Linked DNA regions of Homo sapiens: region 2 is linked to region 1. A link is a loop called in an ENCODE intact Hi-C map of the cell type or tissue named here. Cell type or tissue: CD14-positive monocyte. All regions are shown on one strand. Each heading gives the region's core, and the rest is flanking DNA. Links, peaks and the distances in the headings are about the cores only.

Region 1 (7,822 bases), core at 3,468-5,967:
CGTGGCCGGGCGCAGTAGCTCACGCCTGTAATCCCAGCACGTTGGGAGGCCGAGGTGGGCAGATCACTTGAGGTCAGGAGTTCGAGACCAGCCTGGCCAACATGGTGAAACCCCCTCTCTACTAAAAACACAAAAATTAGCTGGGCATGGTGGCAGGCGCCTATAGTCCCAGCTACTCGGGAGCCTGAGGCAGGAGAATTGATTGAACCTGGGAGGTGGAAGTTGCATGAGCTGAGATCACGCCGCTACACTCCAGCCTGGTGACAGAGCAAGATTGTCTCAAAAAAAATAAATAAATAAAGTAAAATAATAATAATAATAATAATAATAATAATAATAATACCCTGTCTCTACTAAAAAAACAAAAGTAAAGGCTAGGCGCAGTGGCTCACGCCTGTAATCCCAGCACTTTGAAAGACTGAGGCGGGCAGATCACAAGATCAAGCGATCGAGACCATCCTGGCCGATATGGTGAAACCCTATCTCTACCAAAAATACAAAAATTAGCTGGGCATGGTGGTGCGCACCTGTAATCCTAGCTACTCAGGAGGCTGAGGCAGGAGAATCACTTGAATCAGCGAGTTGGAGGTTGTAGTGAGCCGAGATCGCGCCACTGCGCTCCAGCCTGGGTGACAAGAGTGAGCTCTCGTCTCAAAAAAAAGAAAAGAAAAGAAAAGAAAAGTAAAAATTAGCTGGGTATGGTGGCTTGTGCCTATTGTCCTAGCTACTCAGGAAGCTGAGGAGGGAGGATCGCTTGAGCCCAGAAGTTTAAAGCTGCAGCGAGCTATGATCGTGCCACTGCACTCCAGCCTGAGTGACAGAGGAGATCTTGTCTCTAAAGGAAAAAAAGACCAGGCATAGTGGCTCATGCCTGTAATCCCAGCAGTTTAAGAGGCCGAGGCTGGCAGATTGCTTGAGTCCAGGAGTTTGAGACCAGCCTGGGCAACATAGCGAAACCTCATCTCTATTTCAAAAAAAAAATTAAAAATAAAGATATTTAAAGAATTAAAGGAACACATGTAAATATGTTCAAAATAAAGGAAAATATTATCTTAATGAGTAAGTAGGGAACCTCAGCAGAGAAATGGAAACTCTAAAAAAGAAGCAAATGCAAACTCTAGAACTGAAAGGCAAAATAAAATAACAAAACTCACTGGAAAGACTTAACAGCAGACGGAAGATGGCAAAACAGTCAGTAAACCCAAAGACCAACCAATAAGAATTATCCTATTCGAAAAACAGAGAAAAAAGATTGGAAAAAAATTAATACAGCCTCAGAGACCTGGAGGACAATATTAGACCTACATGTAACTGATGTCCCAAAAAAAGACAGTGAGAATGGGACAGAAAAATAACGGAAGAACGAATGGCCCAACATTTCCCAAAGTTGATGAAAATATCAATAAATCCAAGAAGCTCAGTGAATCCCAAGCAATATAAATACAAAGAAAATCCATACCTTAGCTCATCCTCCCCAGATTGTCCAACAAATTTTATTTTTAGAAATAAAGAAAAAATGGGGCCGTGCAAGATGGCTCACGCCTGTAATCCCAGTACTTTGGAGGCAGAGGTGGGTGGATCACCTGAGGTCAGGAGTTTGAGACCAGCCTGACAAACACCATGAAACCCTGTCTCTACTAAAAATAGAAAAATTAGCTGGGTGTGGTGGCGGGTGCCTGTAATCCCAGCTACTCAAAAGGCTGAGGCAGGAGGATCCCTTGAACCCAGGAGGTGGAGGCTGCAGTGAGCCAAGATTGCGCCACTGCACTACAGCCTGGGCTATAGAGCGAGACGCCATCTCAAAACAAAACAAAAAAAACTTCACTTTTCTAGGCACATTTGTTCATCTCCATTTCCATTACATTAGGTCAGGCTTTTACTGGCTATAGTTAGAAGCTCAGATTTAGGAATCCAGTGGTCTGGGTTTGAATTTTGGCTTTAACCACTTACTAGATGTGACTATGGGCACGTTCTTTGACTTCTCTGAGCCTTAGTTACACAGTCTGTAAAACAGGAATAATAATAAACCTATCTGTGGAGATTTTTTTTTTTTTAGATAGAGTCTCACTCTGTTGCCCAGGCTGGAGTGCAGTGGCGTGATCTCAGCTCACTGCAACCTCTGCCTCCCGGGTTCAAGGGATTCTCCTGCCTCAGCCTCCTGAGTAGCTGGGATTACAGGAACCCACCACCACGCCTGGCTAATTTTTGTATTTTTAGTAGAGATGGGGTTTCACCATGTTGGCCAGGCTGGTCTCGAGCTCCTGACCTCAGGTGATCTTCCCTCCTCGGCCTCCCAAAGTGCTGGGATTAGAGGAGTGAACCACCATGCCTGGCCAATCTGTGGAGATTTTTAAGGTTGCATAGAAATATTCAGTGTCGCCACTGTGAGAGTCCCAGGTGGACTGTGTTATGCTATAATTACAGGTATCCCCCAGGCTAAAAGAACAGAAGCTATTTGGAATATTGCCAGTTGCCATGGCAGAGGGGAAAAGAGTCTTCTGACACATTATGGTCTAGCTCTTAGTCCTTAAAGTTTTGGCTGGGTGTGGTGGCTCATGCCTGTAATCCCAGCCCTTTGGGAGGCCGAGGTTTGCGGATCACCTGAGGTCAGGAGTTTGAGGCCAGCCTGATCAACACGACAAAACCTCGTCTCTACTAAAAATACAAAAATTAGCTAGGCATGGTGGAGGGTGCCTGTAGTCTCAGCTACTGGGGAGACTGAGGCGGGAGAATCACTTGAACCCAGTAGGTGGAGGTGTTGCAGTGAGCCGAGATCGTGCCACTGCACTCCACTCCAGCCTGGGTGACAGAGTAAGACTCGTCTCTGGAAAAAAAAAAAATTAGCTAGGCATGGTAGCTCGTGCCTGTAGTTCCAGCTACTTGGGAGGCTGAGGCACAAGAATCCCTTGAACCCGGGTGGTGCAGGTTTCAGTGAGCTGAGATTGTGCCACTGCCCTCCAGCCTGGGTAACAGAGTGAGACTCCATCTCAAAAAAAAAAAAAAAAAAAAGAAAAAGAGATTTCAGTATGGATTTTGGAGGATCACCAAATTCAGATCATAGCAATACTTGTGCTATAAAAGCCAAATGCAGAGTCCTGTGTTAAGGAACTCCACCAAAGTACATGAGAAGGAAGAAGAAGCAGCAGCTTTGCCAAAATGATTTGATAAAAGAGAGAAATAATGTATTCAGAGAAAAGGGGAGGAACTCAATCTTTGTCTAAGGTGAACTTCCAAATCAACTCATTAATAAATGCTCCAATAAAAACAGTGTACTTGTTATGCGTGAAATGCTGTTTTAATATTCATACATATAAGAAAGGTAATGATAGGTGTTTACCATAGACTGTTTGGAGTCTGATCTTTTTTTTTTTTTTGAGACGGAGTCTCGCTCTGTCACCCAGCCTGGAGTGCAGTGGCGTGATCTCCGCTCACTGCAACTTCCGCCTTCCCAGTTCAAGCTATTCTCTTGCCTCAACCTCCTGAGTAACTGGGATTACAGGCACACGCCACCACGCCTGGCTAATTTTGTATTTTTAGTAGAGACAGGGTTTCTCCATGTTGGTCAGGCTGGTCTTGAACTCCCGACCTCAGGTGATCCGCCTGCCTCGGCCTCCCAAAGTGTTGGGATTATAGGCATGAGCCACAGCCCTGGCACCGGAGTCTGGTCTTATACTTGATTCACTGAGTAGCTCAGTTACTTAGTTGCTCCCTGCATCAAAGAGGCTCTTATAGTAATAGCAGCTATTAGCAGCTGGCAACTATTTTACACACATACATCATCTCTAATTTTCAAAAGAGTTCTGCAAGGAAGGCATTTGTTGTAGGCAGAATGTCTAAAATGGACCCTAAAGATGTCCTTTATCTCTGGAACCTGTGAATATGATGAGATTTCACTCTGATGATTATATTATGTTGTATGGCACAGTTGACCTTAAGAAAGAGTGATTATCTGGGTGAACATGAGCTGCTAAAGCAGAAAGCGGCAGGCATGGTGGCCCATGCCTGTAATCCCAGCACTTTGGGAGGTCAAGGCAAGAGGATCACTTGAGCCCAGGAGTTTAAAATCAGCCTGGGCAACATAGCGAGATCCCCACTCTACAAAATAAATAAGTAGATAAAAAAAAGAATAAAAGCAGAGAGCTTTCTCTGGCTGAGAGCAGAAGTCAGATGTTTTCCAAGTGTCAGAAGGGTTAGGTGTGTAGTTGCTGCTTTGGAATAGAGGGTCACTGTGGAGGAAGGGGGCAGGCTTAAGGAGCTGAGAAATGGCCTCTGCTGACAGCCAGTGAGGAAACAAGGCCTCGGTCCCACAACTGCAGGAACCTACATTCTGCTGACAACAGGGATGAGCTTGGAGGAAGACCCTGAGCTCTAGGTGAGGACACGGACAACCAACATCTTGATTTCAGCGTTTCAAGGCTCTTAGCAGAAAACCTGGTTACGCCATCTGGGGCCTCTGGCCTACAGCACTGTGAAATGATGAGTGGGAGTAGCTCTTACCCTCTAGATCTGTGCTAATTTATTACACAGCAGTAGAAAACTAATAAAGCATTCATACCCTCCTCCTGCAGAGGAGGAAACTGAGGTTCAAGGAAGTTTAGTAAATGTGGTGAAAACTATCTTGAGAATGTGGTTAGGGCAGGATTTGATGCAGGCAGACAGACCTACCCACGTCACCATTCAGTAATGTGTTAACCAACCAAGATCCACAGGATGCAAAAGGAATAAAGCTCTTGATAGAGGGAAGGATGACTCAGCTTTCTACTCAGTTTTAGAATGACTCGGATTCTTATTTACTATTGGCTGAACAATGGCTTGGGTTTCTGCAAGGATCTTGATCTGTGGGAGTGGCTCCCACGTATCTGCTCTGTTGAGATGTATTAGCTTGTCTCCTTTTTTCGCTACAAGCATTAGATGACTGATTTCCAAACGAGTGAAGCTGAATGGATTTAGCCAGATTAACATTCTAACAGCAAGAAACAGGGGAAGAAAAGGCAAATCCTGGGGCGCTTTGTTAACACACGGAATCACTCACACAAACATACTCAGGAAAAGCCTTCTCTCCGAGGCCTAGCTTTGTAGATATTCAGCTTCCTGAAGACACGCCAGTTTTAAAAGGAGGAGTTCCAAAGAGCACTTACCATCAGGACCTGGCCCCAGCTCTTCATGTGACCTTTCCTTCCTCTTTCCGGCTCACTCCACTCCAGCCGCAGGACCTCTGGACCCTCCCTTGAGTTATGCTAAACTCCTGCCTGCCTTGGGCCACTGTGCCTCTGTTCTCTTTGGCGTGGAATATTCTTTCTCTAGTTCATGTCGTTAATTCACTCAGATCTCTGCTCAAGTGGCATCTGACTGGAGTGTCTTTCCCTGACCAACTTATTTAAAGCAGCGCTGTTCCCTGCCCGTCACTGTCTCCTTATCCTGCTTTATTCTTTTTTTTTTTTTTTTTTTGAAGAGGGGGTCTTGCCCTGTCTCCCGGGCTGGGGTGCAGTGGCACGATCTCGGCTCACTGCAACCTTCACCTCCCAGGTTCGAGCGATTCTCGCGTCTCAGCCTCCCAAGTTGCTGGGACTACAGGTACGTGCCACCATGCCTGGCTAATTTTTGTATTTTTAGTAGAGATAGGGTTTCACCATGTTGGCCAGGCTGGTCTCGAACTCGTGACCTCAGGTGATTCACCCACCTTGGCCTCCCAAAGTGCTGAGATTACAGGCGTGAGCCACCGCGCCGGCCCCTGCTTTATTCTTCTTCATAGCACTTTGGCTACCTGATATGCCTCAGATGTACAAATATGTTTATTTGTTTGTCATTGCCTTTCTCCCGCATGAGGTTTTGTTTTATTCATTGCTGTATTCCCAGTATCCACAATAATTTACAGCACATAGTAGGGAATCAAATATTTGTTGAATGAATTAATGAATCAAGAACAAAAGCACTGCATCTGTTAAATGATTTGGCATTCCTGAGCTATTTCTGCACCTAATCTCTCTCTCTCTCTCAGGGGTATTTGCTAATGGGTCTAATATGGGAAAGATACTTAATTCCATGGTTGTACAAAATCTAGAATACAGAAGATTAAAACCTGGAGACAAGGCCGGGTGCAGTGGCTCAAGCCTGTAATCCCAGCACTTTGGGAGACTGAGGTGGGCAGATCATCTGAGGTCGGGAGTTCAAGATCAGCCTGACCAACATGGAGAAACTCCATCTCTACTAAAAATACAAAATTAGCCAGGCATTGTGGCACACGCCTGTAATCTCAGCTACTTGTGAGGCTGAGGCAGGAAAATCGCTTGAACCTGAGAGGCGGAGGTTGGAGTGAGCCAAGACTGCACCATTGTACTCCAGCCTGGGCCACAAGAGCGAAACTCCGTCTCAAAAAAAACCAAAAAAACAAAAACCTGGAGACAGTGTGGTGTAAGAATGAAGTCCTTCAGGCCAGGCGCAGTAGCTCACGCCTGTAATCCCACCACTTTGGGAGCCGAGGTGGGTGGATTGCCTGAGGTCAGGAGTTCAAGACCAGCCTGGCTAGCATGGTGAAACCCCGTCTCTACTAAAAATACAAAAATTAGCCGGGTGTGGTGGCACACACCTGTAGTCTCAGCTACTCAGGAGGCAGGAGAATCACCTGAACCCAGGAGGCGGAGGTTGCAGTGAGCTGAAATGGCAACACTGCACTCCAGCCTGGTGGTGACAGAGTGAGATTCCGCCTCAAAAAAAAAAAAACAAAAAAAAAAACGAATGAAGTCCTTCCTTGCCTTTCAATAGGCGTGTGACCTAGGAAAAGTCATTTACTTCTTTTAGCACCAGATGTCTTATCTTTTAAATGCGGGTAATGATAGGGTGCTGTTTGGAAGGACTAGAGCAGATGGGATCTGGCGATTTCTTCTTACACTAAGATACTTTGAAATTAGAGCTCAGTTGGTAGGGAATTAGGAAATGTTGGTTTTAGCCCTATGTTAAATGTAAACTGAGTGTATAACATAGGGCTAGTCCTTTAACCTCTCTAGAACTCCAGATAAACCAGAATTTCTTTGAGGTCCCTTTGAGGTCAGCTCTCAATCACCTGCAGGCATTGGGAGGAACCAGGTTGACCAGATGTCCTGGTGTTTGTGAGACCTTAATCTCTGTCCCTCCAGGGCTTGAGTCCACCTGTTGTTTGGTAGAGGTGAGGCTTGTAAAGTAGGTATTTTCTGTAAGTATTTTCAGTAAGTATTTTCTGAGCACATGTTTTGTGTCATGTGCTGGGGATACCACAGTGAACAATGCAGACAAGGCCCCTGTCCTCTCACATTCTAGGGATAAGAAACAGACAATAAACAGGTAAATGGAAAATAAATCAAGACCGGGCGCAGTGGCTCACGCCTGAAATCTCAGCCATCTGGGAGTCCGAGGTGTGCGGATCACCTGAGGTCAGGAGTTCGAGACTAACCTGGTCAACATGGTGAAATCCCCCATCTCTACTAAAAATACAAAAATTAGCCGGGCATGGTGGCGCACGTGTGTAATCCCAGCTACTCGGGAGGCTGAGGCAGGAGAATCGCTTGAACCCGGGAGGCAGAGGTTGCAGTGAGCCAAGATCACACCACTGCACTCCAGCCTGGGTGATAGAGTGAGACAGTCTCAAAAAAAAAAAAAAGAAAGTAAAAAAGAAAATAAATCAAGACTAGTGTGATATTGCAGTATAATAAAAAATATATATTTAGTCTTTGTCTTCATTTCCCGCCTAGAGCTCCTAAAACCTTTGTAATTTCCCAAGTGATAATTTGAAAAGAGTGTCTTTTGTTACTCATAAAAAGCCCCTTTCAACTATACCTGAGTTTTTTGT
Region 2 (7,822 bases), core at 2,466-4,965, 59 kb before region 1:
AGGATATTCAGTGAAAAGTCTCCCATTCCTAACCTTCAGATACCCAAAAGTTCCTTGATGCAGAGGCACGCATCGTACTTGAGATGTATGTACTCAGCCATCTTGGGGAAGGACATTATTGTAAAGTGGAAGGATGCAGGAGGGTTGTCCCTCAGAAAAGAAAAAGTAAGACAGATGACAATAAGAGACCTTTCTTTCCTCATAGCTGTGGTTTTTAATGTAATGGCTTAATTTTATTTTGCCTATGGAGCAAATTTTTTTAAGTATTCTCTTAAATTTCAGTTGTGTCTGAACGATCTCCTACAGTTATAAAATTCAATTATTTAAAACCCGTATCATAAAATATCACAAGATGGAGATGTTGCTCCTTGAAAGTGGCAGTTAAAGTGGGTGAGGAAAAACATCTTTTTGTCTCTTTTTGGACATCTTTTTTCTTCTCTATCTTGCTCTCTGTCTTCAGTCATTCAAGGTAGTGAGAAACATTCAAAGCTCAGTGTTCAAATCCCAGCTTTGTCTCTTTCTGCCTGTAATTCTGAATTAAATTAACCTTTAGGAGCCTTATCGTCATCTATAAATTCAGGCTTATGCTCACGTTATGAGGATGAAATTAAATGATGTACTTGAGATGACAGTGCCCTCCAGCCAGAGCCCACCAGGAGCACAGCAGTAGTGGAACGAATTGGGTTTATTACTCATTGCAGCAAGGGAGAACACACACCATGGGGAACTGTGGGGCTTCTCAGTAAGAGGGTATCAGACCTACTATTGGATTCGGGCTGCGGTTGGGTGGTCTGTGGAAGGATCCAAGGAAGTAGGGGTTCACTCTGGATTGAATGCTGTCAGAATGCAGGGAAAGTCTATGACTGGGCATCTCAACGTTTATAGGGACAGTAGACTAGAGCAAGGCTAAAATTCTAAAGGTAAAGAATCACTAGAGGCTCATATTAGCTGAAAGAAGAGCTATTCGTGTTTTAGGGGTTGCACAGTGACCTCATTTTTGTCTGTGCTTAGACAAAATTATGAAGTGGTCTTGTTTTGTCGCACTTCCTCATGATCTCAGAGTGACTTGACTGGTGTCAGTGTTCTGTGAGATTGTTTACACGCAGCAGGAGAATAACTTGTCCTAGCTGTGAGCTCCCGGCCAGCTTCTGCTCCCACTCAGGCCTACCTATAAATTTTAGGCCAGTCCTTAGATGTCAGGGGCTGCTTTTTTTTTTTTTTTTCTCAGAAAGCATCTGGCTCTTACTAAATGCTCAATAAAACTTAATTACATCTGGATTTTATTTAAATTATTTAATGACATATTGTTCTCCCCTGTTATTGGATAATGAGCTCCTTAGGGCAGAGGACTTAGTTCACTCAACTTTTTCTCTGTCCAACATGAAATAGGTACTTAATACTACTGAAACAAGAAACGCCTTCCATGGCCTGTCCGTGAATGCTTTTCTTTTCTCTCCTTCTATGTCCCTACTATCCTTTTCTCTCCCTTGATCATCTGTAGTAAACAGATACATATAAGGTTTATAAAGCAGTGATTTCTATGGCACAATCAGAATCATATTCCTTTAAAGCAGTCAGCCAGGACAGAAATTTTACTCTTTTTTCTCTCAGAGTTAAGAGGGCCTAAGCACAAGGACATAATAGCTCTTCTTTAAAACCTTCATTGTTTAAAATTCTCTTGCACCCAGAAATTCCTAGGAGCCTCTCATCTTCCTCACCACAACTTCACGCAGCCTCCTGCACACACCTCGTGGCCCCTCAGTTTGCTCCGCTCTGCTCTGCACAGCAGCACACAACACTGCGCTCCCTAGGACCCGCCCTGGGGCCCCCAGGAGAGGGAAGGTTTTTTCCCTACCTCAAATGCTCTTCTTAGGCTCTGGTGGACTTTTTCTGGTTCTATTTCCTTCCTTCCTTCCTTCCTTCCTTCCCTCCTTCCCTCCTTCCCACCTTCCTTCCTTCTCATTCGTTCGTTCATTCATTGGTTTTGTTTTTTGAGATGGAGTCTGGTTCTGTTGCCCAAGCTGGAGGGCAGTGGCATGATCTCAGCTCACTGCAGCCTCCACCTCCTGGGTTCAAGTGGTTCTCCTGCTTCAGTCTCCTGAGTAGAAAGGCCGCCACTGCACCCAGACTTTCTGGTTCTATTTTATTCTCAAAGACTTGGGATGGTTGTAGGTGGATTTGTATCTTTCTGTAATGGTGGGCTAGGTTTTTCAGATTAATGATCCCTTAGAAAACAATTTTTAAAATTATAGAAAACTATGAAAAAACAACAGAAACTTTGGGCCAGGTATGGTGGCTCACACCTGTAATCCCAGCACTTTGGGAGGCTGAGGCAAGTAGATCACTTGAGGTCAGGAGTTTGAGACCAGCCTGGTCAACATGGTGAAACTCCATCTCTAATAAAAAATATAAAAATTAGCCAGGTGTGGTGGCACGCACCTGTAATCCCAGCTATTCAGGAGGCGGAGCCAAGAGAATCTCTTGAACCCTGGAGGTAGAGGTTGCAGTGAGCCGAGATCAGGCACTCCAGCCTGGGCAATAGAGCGAGATTCCAAAAAAAAAAAGAAAAGGAAGGAAGGAAGGAAGGAAGGAGAAAAGAAAAGAAAAGAAAAGAAAAGAAAAGAAAAGAAAAGAAAAGAAACTTTGTAAAGCTGACAACATGGTGAGGAATTGAAAGGCAAAACTGAAGCTAAACCAGGAGAACCAGAAAGGTGATAAGGGCACAGAATCTGCTTTTGCCCTGAGGGGATTTGTGAGTCCCAGCAAATGGGAACCTTCATTGAGATGAACTTGTCATGAGGTGAGAAAGGAGGTAAGGAGGTGAGAAATGAAAGCACCAGGTCTATAGAAGATGCAAAGTCTAATCAGACCTTCACAATCTTAAGCTGGGGGCCCACAGGGCTGCATCCTTAGGGTTGGGGTGAACCCTAAGTAAATGAGACCTCGTGTAGATTTTCTTTGTGGGTTTGGGAATCTCAAATCTTGGACCAGTTGGTCTTATGTTGGTTGTGCCCCCAAGGAGCATGGTAAAAACAAATGCAGATCTTCTTTGGAGGAAGATGTTTTTCATCTAGGCCTCAGATTATTCCTACAAATAATACTTCAGATACAGGCTGGGCACGGTGGCTCATGCCTGTAAACCCAGCACTTTGGGAGGCCGAGGCGAGTGGATCACCTGAGGTCAGGAGTTGGAGAGCAGCCTGGCCAACATGGCGAAACCCCAGCTCTACTAAAAATAAAATACAAAAAAAAATAATTAGCCAGGGGTGGTGGCGCGTGCCTGTAATCCCAGTTATTCAGAAGGCTGAGACAGGAGAATCACTTGAACCCGGGAGGCAGAGGTTGCAGTGAACCGAGATCGCGCCACTGCACTCCAGCCTGGGCGACAGAGGGAGACTCCATCTCAAAAAAAAAAATCAGGTACAGTGGGCTGCTCAGCACAATAATGAACATGATAATCAACACTATAAAGAAAGACATCAATGGAAAAGCTTAACCATTAAAATAAAAAACAAATAGGACCTGGTTAAATGACAGCATGTGTGAATAAGCTTTAGAGCTGAGGCTTGGCTATGATGTTATGAACAGGGACATATAGAAAGAGGTGCATTAACAGAAGTAGATTGTTTGAATAATTTCCTGCCACAAATGAGGCAAGATTCTTCAGTGTTCTAACCCATTTCTGTGAATTGTGAGGCTTTCTACTGTGGTTGGTAGGAATAGGGACTCTCTGGCCTTTTGTGAGCTCCAACAACTGTTTCCTCTTCTGTTTAATCCTTTCACGTGGTTCTTTCCCTGACCTTGGGTAACTTCCTCACACATACGCGTTAATTAATACTCAACCGGAGACTAAAGTGGACCCTTGGCACACCTCCAGAACTGTCTCTCTGCACAGCTTTCTGATCCTGTACTTGGCTGTCCTGGACTTGCAACTGAATGTCCTCGACCCAGAGACACTGCCGGTCTCCACTTGGGCTCCCAGTGTGCTGGGGCCTGAAAATATTCTCTACACATTTAGCTGGAGATAATTATAGTTACACCTCATTTGTTTCCATCTTTCAGGGATCACTGTCCTCAGTTGCCTAGTGTCAATATCTTGAATGCTGTTGTTTCTTAATATTTTGTCCAGTTTTTTGGTTATTTCAGGTGGGAGGGTAAATCAGGTCCCTGTTGCTCCATCTTGACTGGAAGCAGAAGTTGTCTTTAAAAAAAAAAAAAAAACTTCCTCAAAAATGTTTTAAAAAATAGAAGAAAACAAAAAACAAAACCACTAGATTATAGTGACTTAAACACAAAGAGACAAACAGCAAATACCTAATATTACAATAACATGAGAAACAGATTTTGACTCAATGTGTAAAGAATGGCTTTCTATAATCAAAGTTATGCAAAGATGGAATAGTTTTCCTTGAAAAGTGGTGAGTTTCTCTATTGCAGCAAATGCTAACAGAGGTTATCAGCATTGTTGGAATATTACAGGGCATATACAAGTAGGAGTCTGCAAACTACAGTCCACGGGCCACACCTGGCCCACCACCTGTTTTTGTAAATTAAGTTTTATTACCACACAATCATACAATTTTTTTTTAGCATATTGTGTTACAGTGGCATAATGGAGCAGAGACTGTGCCACTCAAAGCCTAAGATATTTACTATGTGACCCTTTTCAGAAAAAGTTTGCCAAACCCTGGATTCAAGCATCTGATATGGCTGATGTGAGAAAATGATTAATTTGACCCCTTCTAAACCTGAAAGTCTGTGGACCTGGGGAAGCAGGGAATGAGTTTTTTGTCTGGCTGGGTGTGGTGGCTCACTCCTGTAATCCCAACACTTTGGGAGGCCAAGGTGGGCAGATCACTTGAGGTCAGGAGTTCGAGACCAGCCTGGCCAACATGGTGAAACCCCATCTCTACTAAAAATACAAAAACTAGTCAGGCATGGTAGCACACGCCTGTAATCCCAGCTACTTAGGAGGCTGAGGCAGGAGAATCGCTTGAACACAGGAGGCGGAGGTTGCAGTGAGCCGAGATCACACCACTGCACTCCAGCCTGGGCAACAAGAGCGAAACTCTGTCTTTAAAAAAAAAAAAAAAAAGTTTATTGTCTAATGCGAATTATGCATCTTCCTTTATCACATATCTATGTTGATTTTACCATTATATTTTCCTCCCCACTGCAATTCTTTGGGTAAAGTCAATTCTTGCCAAATATTAGTTCTTCTTCTTTAATTGCATTCCTTCTATAATACCACCATAAACACTTTGTGCGGTGGTAGCAGTTTATTCTTCCCCTTTTTCTTCTACTACCACTTTTTTCCTTTCTTTTCATCTTCTCTCTTCCTCTTGTTTCTCCTTTTCTCTTTCTTAACTTCTTCTTTCTCTCCCTTCTCTTTCCCTTCCTTCTTCTTTTGCCTCCTCTTCTTCTTTTTTTTTTTTTTTTTTTTGAGACAAAGTCCGCTCTGTCACCCAGGCTAGAGTGCAGTGATGCAGTCTCAGCTCACTGTAAACTCTGCCCCTCGGGCTCAAGCAGTATTTACACCTCAGCCTCCCAAGTGGCTGGAACCACAGGCGTGTGCCACTACACCCAGCTAATTGTTTGTATTTTTAGTAGAGACAGGGTCTCACTATGTTGACCAGACTGGTCTCAAACTGCTGACCCCAAGTGATCTGTCTGTCTCTGCTTCCCAAAGTGCTGAGATGACAGGCGTGAGCCACCGTGCCTAGCCCCTCTTCTTCTTTTTTATTCAATAATTATTTATTGAGCACTATGCCAGACTGTATTCTAGATACTGGGGATATAGCGGGCAACAAGACAATCTGTTGTCCCAAAGCTTACATTGGAACCCCAATTTGGAAAGCATAGCCATCACATGTTCCCAGGCCACAAACAAGTTAGCATCATTGAAAGGGGTTTCAGAGACGCCAAAGCAAGGCACACTCAACAACCTTCATGATGCAAGAAAACCCACAGTGATCATCCTGAGCAGAGCTGACATGCTTTCACAGCCTTGTCAACTTGCTGTCAAACATAAGTGGAAAAATCTCCTGATTGAAAAAACACTTAATAATAGTCATCTAGGATGACAGTGAGAAAAGATTGGGAGCCACTGTCCTCAAAGAACAATCACAGTGCCACATATGGTTTTGTATATGTGCTATATCAAAATGTTTTTGCCTCTAAGTTGCTGAAAGAGATCTTCTTTTGAGGATGAAAGGTACGATCACTGAAAGAGCATATCACAACATGAAGTAACTTATATATCAGAAAGTCACCAGTGCCCCAGAGTTAATCTTCCTAATTTTATTGAAAATGTAAAAATAGCTTCTGCTTCAATCTCCATGCAAAATCTTTCCACTTTAGTTTCTGTTAATTAATTAAATCTTTTTTTTTTTTTTGAGATGGAGTCTTGCTCTGTCGCCCAGGCTGGAGTGCAGTGGCACCATCTTGGCTCACGGCAAACTCTGCCACCCGGATTCAAGTGACTCTTGTGCTTCAGCCTCCCGAGTAGCTGGGACTAGAGGTGTGCACCACCATGCTGGCTAATTTTTGTATTTTTAGTAGAGATGGGGTTTTGCCATGTTGCCCAGGTCTCAAACTCCTGGCCTCAAGTGATCCTCCCACCTTGGCTTCCCAAAGTGCAGAGATTACAGGAGTGAGCCACCACACCCGACCCTAAATTAATTTTTTTTTGAGATGGAGTCTTGCTCTGTCACCCAGGCGCCCAGGCTGGAGTGCAATGGCGTGATCTCGGCTTACTGTAGCCTCCGCCTCCTGGGTTCAAGTGATTCTCCTGCCTCAGCCTCCTGAGTAGCTGGGATTACAGGCACACGCCACCATGCCTGGCTAATTTTTGTATTTTAGTAGAGATGGGGTTTCACCATGTTGACCAGGCTGGTCTTGAACTCCTGACCTCATGATCTGCCCACCTCTGCCTCCCAAAGTGCTGGGATTACAGGCATGAACCACTGTGCTCGGTGCCTAAATTAATTTTTTAACAAAAAATCTTCAGAAGAATTTACATTTTTATCACGGTCCATTTCTTTTTTCTCAGAATCTTGGTTTTAATATGGGACTAATATAAATTATAATACTGGGAAATAAGCAATGCTAATTATAGAGGAGTGTATACTTATGAAGCATTTTACCCAACAATTTAACAGTGTCTTCACCTCTGAAATGAGCTTCGTTCTTTGGACTTTAAACTCGTTTACAGAAAACTTCTAAAACAAAATTGCTGCAAAGTTCTCCAATTGTTTCAGACACAGGGAGCCACTGTTTGGCAAACTAGATTGATCTTGTTTCTTTGTTCTCTTCTTGAATCCTGCTGTCTGTTTCTCTGGGTATGCAGTTTATACCTTTGTTTAAATGCTTTCAAACTGAAATGTGTGTTCATGAAAGGTATTCAGTAGATCTGACGAATAGGTACCTTGACATTACTTTGCTTCAAATAAACTTTCAAATATCTACTACTGAAAAGGATATATCTCTAATATTCCTCATTGCTTCTTTCTGATTCATTTAAACAGAACAACTTAAAACTGGCTATGTTTTGGAAAAAATATAATATTGTATCATAGCTTTATCAAAATTCCTCTTATCTGCTCAAAATGTTACAGAAGGAATACATGCAGATTAAGATTAAGCAAATGCTATGAAAAAGTTACTGAGTTTAATGTAATATACAAAGGAAGTTTGTTATTATATTTATATTATGATGAATTTTTTGCTATGGTAACTGTATTTGCTGTGATTTCTTATTTAATAAGATTGATGACTTGAAAACTGTAATTTTCTACTACTTAAACCACTTCTGTATAAACAA

Evidence for each region. Hi-C counts contacts between places; a loop is a spot of excess contacts. Peaks named below come from ENCODE experiments on the same cell type or tissue, not always from the same donor. Only the 100,000 strongest peaks of a DNase experiment are listed, where the experiment ranks them.
Region 2: a loop joins it to region 1, with 9 times the contacts of the local background. A loop is called at or near these places in 2 of 110 quality-filtered maps.

What each region holds. Positions count from the first base shown.
Region 1 is chr4:40,670,002-40,677,823 of GRCh38, reverse strand. No RefSeq gene overlaps it. Among named protein-coding and RNA genes, the nearest start is that of RBM47, 44 kb to the right of the region's middle. RefSeq lists an enhancer at 4,343-5,542. In CD14-positive monocyte, for the core only: no CTCF peak of the experiment used is centred there; DNase peaks (open chromatin) are centred at 4,703 and 5,173; H3K4me3 peaks cover 1,154 bases; H3K27ac peaks cover 2,339 bases.
Region 2 is chr4:40,727,950-40,735,771 of GRCh38, reverse strand. No RefSeq gene overlaps it. Among named protein-coding and RNA genes, the nearest start is that of NSUN7, 18 kb to the left of the region's middle. In CD14-positive monocyte, for the core only: no CTCF peak of the experiment used is centred there; DNase peaks (open chromatin) are centred at 3,771 and 4,171; H3K4me3 peaks cover 2,122 bases; H3K27ac peaks cover 2,360 bases.